Regions from separate parts of the Homo sapiens genome. Here region 2 is linked to region 1. Evidence: read pairs that join two places in POLR2A ChIA-PET (ENCODE). Cell type or tissue: A673. All regions are shown on one strand. Each heading gives the region's core, and the rest is flanking DNA. Links, peaks and the distances in the headings are about the cores only.

Evidence for each region. ChIA-PET counts read pairs that join two places held together with the same protein. Peaks named below come from ENCODE experiments on the same cell type or tissue, not always from the same donor. Only the 100,000 strongest peaks of a DNase experiment are listed, where the experiment ranks them.
Region 2: POLR2A ChIA-PET joins it to region 1 with 6 read pairs; 2 of 35 experiments call an interaction of 5 or more read pairs at or near these places.

What each region holds. Positions count from the first base shown.
Region 1 is chr1:214,308,640-214,313,248 of GRCh38, reverse strand. The region is part of intron 2 of SMYD2 (SET and MYND domain containing 2); the gene reads right to left. Among named protein-coding and RNA genes, the nearest start is that of SMYD2, 30 kb to the right of the region's middle. In A673, for the core only: no CTCF peak of the experiment used is centred there; no DNase peak of the experiment used is centred there.
Region 2 is chr1:214,515,020-214,519,628 of GRCh38, reverse strand. All of the region lies in intron 1 of PTPN14 (protein tyrosine phosphatase non-receptor type 14), which reads left to right. Among named protein-coding and RNA genes, the nearest start is that of PTPN14, 34 kb to the left of the region's middle. In A673, for the core only: no CTCF peak of the experiment used is centred there; no DNase peak of the experiment used is centred there; H3K27ac peaks cover 589 bases.

The sequences.
Region 1 (4,609 bases), core at 215-4,214:
GCTACTCAGGAGGCTGAGGCAGGAGAATCGCTTGAACCCAGGAGGCAGAGGTTGCAGTGAGCCGAGAGTGCACCGCTACACTCCAGCCTGGGCAACAGTGTGAGATTCTGTCTCAAAAATAAAAATAAATGCTCAGGCCAGAAAGCTAGAGTCATCCTTGACGCTGCTCTCTCACTCACACTCCACATTCAGTCAGTTCTGGCAAATCCTCTGTCTCTGCCTGGAATCTGATCACTTCTTAGCTCCACAACCTTTCTACCCGGCTGCAGCCCCAACATCTCTCATGACTAATGTCCTGCCACTGCCTTCTAACTGGATGCCCGCTTCTGTCCTTGCTCCCATGGACTAGGTTCCAGAGAGCAGCCTGAGGGATTCTGTTGACAAAACTCGGATCAGGCCAGTCCTCAGCTCAAAACCTAATGGCTTTTCTCATCCAGGCAAAAGGCCAAGCGCTAAAGGTGACCTAGGAGGCCACACGTGATGGGAGCGTCCCTGCACCACCCCAGCCCATCATCCCCCACCGTACTCTCACCTGCCTCACTGCACTTAGCCACAGAAGTGTCCTGGCTGCGCCTGGAGCCATGTACCTGCCTCAAGGCCCTTCGCACTTGCTCTGTTTTGTGGCTAGCACTCTCCTCCCCTGGATATCCATGTGACTCCCTCCCTCCTCTCCAGCCGCTGCTGGAATGTCACCTTCTCAAGATACCTGCCACAATCACCCTGTCAGAAAGAGCACTTCCCCATCATTCTTCCTTTCCTTGCTTTCTGCTGCTTCTTAGTACTTCTCACCACCTGAGCATATTATATATTTATTAGTTGTTTGGTTTAGTATCTGTCTCTCCCCAGGAAAATAAAGAAATTTTGTTTTGTTCATAGCTGTAACCCCAGAACTGACAACAGTGCCTGGCATTTAGTAGGCACTCAATATAGTTGTTGAAGGAATGAAGATATCTCCCTACCCGCTTCCCTCCACACTGATCCCCCAAGAAGGAAGCACATAATGTCACTTAATGATTTAATGCAGTCTATGGTGCAGCCCCTTAGCTCAAGTTCTGGGCCAAGATGTTCTGCAGAGTTAAATAATGCCGCGCCAAATATAACTAAGAGCAGGGAGGAAAAGAAATGACAAGATATGCACAAGGGAGAAGAGAATCTGTTTTTAGCCAAAGCCTAAAATGAGAGCATGGTGATGAGGCGAAGAGGTGGGAACAGGTGGGTCTGTCTCCCTGCAGACTAATCAGCTCCCTCCTCAGCTGCAGAGCAAAGAGGAAAAGACAGAGATGACCCTCGGGATACCTGAGAGGATATGGGGACCTACCAGCTGGGGACAGATGGATCATTAACAACTATAGACAAATGCCCACTCTGACTCCAGCAACTCCAAGAAAACTCCAAGACATAATCTCTGTCCCTAACGGGCCTGCAAGCTGTTGTTTTCTGAACTGCAGGTGGTGCCTTGGTGTTTAGCAACTACAATGAATTCCTGGGAAGTTAAATATGAACATTTATTAATATAATTATTATTTATAAAATATCAATTTATTAATGTAGTTGATTTAAAATTAATGGTACTGTAAATACTACATAATGGTGACATTTATTGATATAAATGTCCTCAAAAGGAAGGGAATCAAACACAAGGAAAGCTCTGGGAGGAAAGCAGAGTGCTGTCAAGCAGGAGGGCTGCTGACCTGGGACTCAAGAAACCTGCATTTTATCCCCACTCGCAGCGAAGCAGCTGTGTGACAACGCAGGTTTCTTAATCCCTTTGCGCCTGTCTCCCTGGCTGTAAATAACATGATCCCTAAGTTACTTAGCAAGTCCAGAATTCTGAGTCTGTGAGTTTACACCTTCCAACAGTGATAATCAGATATCAAGCTTGAAGACTACCAACAAAAGTGGACCAAATAGGGATCATCAGGCATTCATCAGGCACAAAGGATCCCATCAGCAGATCCACAAGAAGCACTCAGAACGGTGCCCGGCACAGGCTGCGCTCTGAAACATTGGTAATTGCTCATTCATTCATTCATTCATTCAACAAGTGCTGCAACTGACCCTAGAGGCAGGGATGGGAGATGAAGTCTTTGACTTCAAGCAGTTTATGGCAATGTCAGAACCAAGATAAAAGTACACCTACAATTAAATACAGTCCCGCTCATAGCAGTTAAAATCAGGTAGCTGGATAAATTCAAGAAAATGCAGAATCAGGTTAAATTTCATCAAAGGAAATTTACCACAGTAATAACGTTTCACTTTCTTTTTTGAAGGTGGATTAACGGAGGAAGGGCAGAGATATAACACAATGGCACTGCACAGCTTTAATTCTTAAAAAAGGAAGATGTGATAGTATCTAGTAAAAATGTCAGGTTTTAAGCATATTTTGATACATTCTCTTCTATCATAGAGATGGTCCATATATTTTAAAGAACCTGACAGCGGCAACTACCCTAGTTTTGCCCATAAGAAATTACAAGCAACCAGACTGGACAAAATTGAAAAACAAATTAGGCTAACCTGATGAATAGGAATGAATGTTATAAATTACCGTATTTTTGAATACTGGCAGTACTGCTGTATACAGAGTGATTTTGCAACTCTTTATGCTTTTTTAAATGTTATCAATTTTTCTAAAACTTTTCCCACTATTCTTCAAAATTCGAGTTAGTGCTCCTGCCCTGACTGCAATACTTATAAAATTTTCTGTAAACTAGGATCTCATTTTCCAAAAAAAAAAAAAAAAAATTAATAAAATACACATATAAGCACAGAAGGGATTCAGGAAGATATATACCAAAGTATTCTCTCAAGGAACAAGATTATGAATACTTGTTCTGTTCTTTTAGTCTGCACTTTCTGATTTTCCCATAATGAGGACAGACTGTGTAACTTAAATCCATAAAAAAGGTGAGATATGGAATTTTTCATACTGATGGTCCTCTTTTAAAACTTCTAATTCATTTTCAACTAAGATAATAACTACTGTGCATGACTTTCACTTTCGTGCACAGTCAAAAATGCTTAAAGATGCATAAAGAGTTGCGAAATTGTCTCATGGTGCACCAGCATTTCCAGCACTGGAAGAAAAGAGTGATTATTATGGCATCCAGTTTTCTGCTGAGCAAATATGTTGCCTTCCTCGATAAGGAGACTGGATTTTCATCATGAAGTCCCTTTTCTGCCTCTAGCATTTGGTGTTTCTATTCTTCTAACAACAAACACAGCCTACCTGTACACATCCACATCTTATTTCTTAAAATGTGGAACAGGGAGAAAATGTCACAGGATTTCTGCTTTCCACTAGCATGATCCTTGAGAAGAAGTGTGCAAAAGCAATCAGGTGGACACCTGACCACCTTATACAAAGATGGCCCGTGCTGCTGAGCTACCATCACTAGGACATATGCTTTGTGTTTTCCCAATACAAGCAATGAGACATACTCAGTCATTCACACACATTTCTTCCTACTGGTGATGTTAAAGATTTAGAAAAAAAGAGTGGCCCAAATTTAAGATGCTTCCTATGGCTGACAGGAGTGAACTGAACCAGGATTGAACCTACGACTCTGGCCCCATTACACTAATCACCCATAACAGCAGCATTTATTAGACATGTTCTATACTTCAGTTATTTTCTAGTCAATGATAAGGGCCTACTATTTTCTCACATGCTCCTCATACACACTTTAAAAAATCCCTTCCTACTTTCAAAGCTTACTCATAACCCCCTCAGCAGCAAAACACAAAGGTTTTCTTCTTTACATTCATTAGAGTTAAGAAATATACCCTAGAAAGTCCTACTGCACAATGATTATTCTATATAACAACTTTCTAAAACTCTTCTCTTGAAAATATCCTGGTACAATTTATGGGTGAGTGGGTGAATGAGTAATATACTTTGCTTCCCAGGCGTATTTAGAAAAATAAATACAGTTCATTAAAACACACAGGTTACAAAATAACGCACCCAACTAAAAAGGAATTTCTGTTTCTTTTGTATTTCCTCCCATTACCCTTTCATGCATTAGCAATTAAAATCTTTCCTCTGGCACCATCACACTGAGTCAAGTGAACTAAGAGGAAAGTAACGGGACAAGATAGAACCAAATTGTATCAAATAAAGCAAAATCCGAAAGCACTGCAGACAGAAGAGGGCTTGGGGAGAACATACACCATGGCTAGGATCCCCTAAGAAGCCTTACTCCATGTAAAGAGGAAATCCCCAGGAAGCAATGTGAGCCTTTAGCACTCTTGGAGAGGTGTCTGGCCAAGGCAACAATGGACGCAGCTCTCCCCTTTCACATCCACTGAAGGCCACTTCTCTTTCTCTGACATTCCCACAGAACCTCCTTTCCTAGAGGGCCCTCACTTCTCCCAAGCACACTACTGTAAAGGGGTGAAAGCCCTCCCCAAGTAGTGTGTAAAGTCTCATCTCTGTTCTGCCACTGTTTGACCTTGGGTGATCTTGGGTCACCCAACCACTTGGGACTACGTTTTCTTATCTACTGACATATTGAACTCGATAACCTCCATCCCAACTCCACCATCTGCTGTGTGGCACTGACCACCTGATGACTCCAGGGGGGTAGGGCCTACCTTTGAGGAAGGA
Region 2 (4,609 bases), core at 181-4,180, 210 kb before region 1:
CTATCACCTAGCAGAAGGCTAGGCAGGATTGGTTTAACAAGTAAATAAGAATAATTTAGTGTTAGCCTGCTATACAAATAAGAGTGCTTTAGTATCTGAAACTGTCCCTGGAATGTATCAATGTATATTAGGAAGTTACTTCAGTATATTATGGACCAGCAGGCATTATTGAGAACTCACTGTGTTGCAAGTTTGGGGCAGTAACTCTGAAAATAAATAAGGTGCTTCTAGTTGGAGATGGGGGTGGGGGAACAGACTCAATCAGATCATTTTTGGAGTGGTGAGGGCTTTGATACAGGAATGCAATGCTGTATAAAGGTGCTTCCCTCTTGATTGTTGAGTTTTGTTTTGTTTTGTTTTTTGAGACAGTCTTGCTCTGTCACCCAGGCTGGAGTGCGGTGTCATGATCTCAGCTCACTGCAACCTCCATCTCCCAGGTTCAAGCAATTCTCCTCCCTCAGCCTCCCAAGTAGCTGGGATTACAGGTGCCCACCACCATGCCTGGCTGATTTTTGTATTTTTAGTGGAGGTGGGGTTTCACCATGTTGGCCAGGCTGGTCTTGAACTCCTGACCTCAGGTGATCTGCTTGCCTTGGACTCCCAAAGTGCTAGGATTACAGGCATGAGCTGCTGTGCCTGGCCTGTTTCGTTTTGTTCTTTTTAATTAAAGGCAATGATCAAATTATCTAGGAAATTAGTTTAAAGCCAACATACCTAAAATATAAAACAGAACACAAGGCAGATATTCTTAGGACATTTTCCTCAAACTAACATTTATTTATCTTGCTGCCTGAACATAAAGACTTTTTTTTGGGTAGCGTAGTTACTTAATTTTACCTCTTTTTTTGTTTCAGTTTAGCTGAATATAACTTTATCTAAAATAAAGTGAATAGCTGTTGTATTTAGAAGTAGCACAAATAATAGGGTAACTGTACCCCTTCCTTGTTCTGTCCCACTTGCACCCAGCCAACCCATCTGCCCAGTGGGATTTTAAATGGTTTCAGTCCTTGGGCTCAAGAGAACCCAGAGGAAGTTCATTTTTGAAGTCTCATCCTCTCTGTATGAATAAATTCCTTGGTCATTATCTACTGTTTTTCATTCTTTGTGAAATAGATCATCTACCACAGTGGATAATAGAGGATAATACTATTCAAGACAAAAGCCTATATTTGGAATAGTTTATGTAATGTAACATATTTAATATGCTTAATGACCTTAATGAAATGAAGATGTGAAAAATAAACTATTGTCATTCTGGGGATATCATTTATCAGATTCTAAAAGGGCTGTTTCTGAATCTGGTTAGGGAGTTTCTTTTATTAGTAGTGGCGAATAGAGAGTAGTGGTTTGGATATATTGGTGTCATATTTTAGTTGGGTAGAAATATCTCTGACATTTTTACATGATGTGTTTTCCCATCTTCTCCAAAACAATAATTTCATCCTCGGGAAGAGAAATTCATCCCATCCATGGTGGATTTTCGGATACAGTACCCAGTTCAATCTTTTGACAAACATTTATTGTTTACCATGTGCTAGGTGAAATAAATATGGTAGCTCAGGGGTTATGAAAAGATACCAACGCATTGTTCCTTCTGGGGAGGATTTTATAAGTTTTTTATATTTTAAGTACCTTCTTTAGAGGTCTTTATATTATAAGCTTTCTATATTTTATTTTATTTTTAGAGATTGAGTCTCTCTCTGTCACCCAGGCTGGAGTGCAGTGGCACAATCTTGGCTCACTGCAACCCTTGCCTCCCAGGCTCAAGTGATACTCCCACCTTAGCCTCTAGAGTAGCTGGGATTACAGGCATGTGCCACGACTCCTGGATAATTTTTGTATTTTTTATAGAGACACAGTTTCGCTATGTTGGCCAGGCTGGTCTCAAACTCCTGAGCTCAAGCAATCCACCTGCCTCAGATCATGGATATAAAGCTTTGTATAGTCTAGAGGGACTAGGGAAGGGTCCCTTTCCCTCCCTACTCCTCCTGCCTCCTGTTATATTTTTCTTTCCATGTCATCTCAGAAGAAAGGTAAGTTTCACTTTGCTGATGTGTTCCTGCATATTTTCATTTATGGCCTCTGGCTAGTGCTATGATTAGATTTTTGGGTATTTCTTACTTTATGTTTTTTTTTTTTTTAATATTATGCTCATTAAATTTGGTGAGTTGACCTAGCAGTACCATCTCAAGCTTCTTTAGATTCAATGTGCACTTTGTCTTGAGTTAATCTTAACCTTGGTGGTTAGTGTGCCAAGGAGACATACTTGAAGGCTTTTCCCTTCTCCATTTAGGATCCTTAAGTTTTGATGCAGTAATTATTTCAGAAAGGAAGACATATCATGCATTTTGTCATACATACATAAAGTTTGTTTATGTGGAAATTTTATAGTACACTGACCATGCCTTCACAGAAATGGAGGTGACCATGTCCTTGAGGCAGAAGGAGGTAGCTGTGCAGGGCTGGCAGTTGCCCTGTAAAAGATGTGGACACGACATTGTAAAGGCTTAGAGGTAGGACCGATTACATTTGCCTGGATGACAGGTGACAGCCTTAGGAGCGGAGGAGATAGCTGGGCCTGGAAGGTTGGATAGGACATATTTGGTGGGAAGATGAGAAAGAATTTCTCCAGGAGGAAAGAGGGAACATGAACTGTGAGAGAGGAGAGCAGGTGCCTTAAAGTTCAAGGCATAGTCCAGAAGCCAGGAGGAGTATGCCTGGTGCGTAGCGTAGGTGGAGTGGGGTGGGGTGGGGAACAGGAATTGCTATCAAGTGGGGATATGATAGTAGCAAAGGAATGTGTGTGCCTTTTCTGTTTGTAAAGATTAGAATTTCCCTAGGTGGAACACTTAGCACCTGCCTGCCTCTCTGAGTTTTTTTTTAATATCAAAATTAATTCAGTGTTTTCAAACAAACATTGCCTTTCTATTTCCTTTGAATCTATACCCAAGGAAAATAAATATTTACAGTCCTGGTAATACTATGTATTGCTGCGGTAAGCTGTTAGTAGTAGGTAACTTCAAACAAACTTTACCAACCACATTTTGTGTTTGTTTTGCTCTGGTGCTAATCTGGCAAGAATGATGTCCAGCAGGAAAGTCAACATATCTTAATAAACTGTCTGCTTTTATAGGAATGCTAGCTTTCTGGCAGATGTCATATCAGCCCAGCATATGCTGCACAGTGATGACTCTTTTAAATATATTTCAGTGGGAACAGCAATGTCTCTCACTGGTCACTGCCATCCTTGCAAAGGATACTCTGAAGGGCTGTGAATTACTTTTCAATTCATATATGGTACCTTGGCCTCTTGCATTGTTGGCACTGAAAACAAAACCAAAACACACAAGGCATCATAGAGAAATTATTCCTACCCCTTCAATAGTGTGGCTTCAACTGTGAAAAAAGGAAGGGTGAAGACACTGTAGAAGCAAAAATTTGTTTTATTTTAATATTGGGCTCATCAGCTATGCAGGTGCCAATACAGAGAAATTTTCTTGAGAACCTGGCAGTGGCAGGGTTAATCTAGCTCCTCTGGGGTGAGGTGGAGGTGTACTTCCTGCTTTTATGTTATCGAAAGAGGAGTGCAGGAAATTATACCTAGGTATTAAGAGCTTTGAAAAGTTGAGTACAAAGCTCTTTATCAGATATAGCAGGCCTAACTGAGAATATCAGCCCAATTGCAGTTTTTCCAGGAAAATTGTACTTTGCCAAAGGTAACTTTTCCAGGGTCAGTGAAATAGCAAGATATTTCTCAAGAGAAGGAAGTAGAAAGGAAAATCCCTTTTATGGGATTAAAAATTCAGTAAGTATCCTGAACTCAGTTTTTTTTTTCTTTTCTTCACATTTGAGAATCATTTGTTTTTATGCTAGCAATAGAGAATGCTAAGACGAAATTCAGAAAACAATTCCTGTTGCAATAGCACTAAAAATGTTGAAATATTTAGAAACAAATTTCTCTAAGGAGGCACACTGAAAAACCACAAAACGTCAATGACAGAAATATCAGATTTAAATAAATGAAAAGATATTCCCTACTTATGAATTGGAAGCTGTTATTAACATGATAGCACTACACAAAGCAATATATAGATTCAGTGCAATCTTTACTAAAACCCTACTGGCTTATTTTTTTTTCTTAAATAGAGAAGCTGATCCTAAAATATATATAGAATTACAATATACCCTTAGTAGTCAAACAGTCTTGGAAAAAAATAGGAAGACTCACATTTTCTAATTTCAAAACTCACTACAAATCTCCAATAAACAAAAGAGTGTGGTGCTGGCAGGAAGATAGACATATTATCGTTAAAAAAAAAATAAGTGCCTAGTGGATAGTGGATACTTTTACATCTAAGAGTATTTTTTCTCCCAAATGCTGAACTCAGTTTTTAAAAACTCCATTAACTAATGTGTAAATTTTTCATTGTCTTTAATCACTGAAATAAGGCTTTTTTCTACTTACGGAGGGATTTCTCTCCTGATTTATTGATAGTTGACTGGTCAAAAGGCATGGAAAAGCTGCCATTCCCTGGGCTCTGTTGCCATTTGATTTATTTAGAAGATGTAATAGGAGGAAGAATTTCTGTTCTTGCTGTTAGTCCTGCTC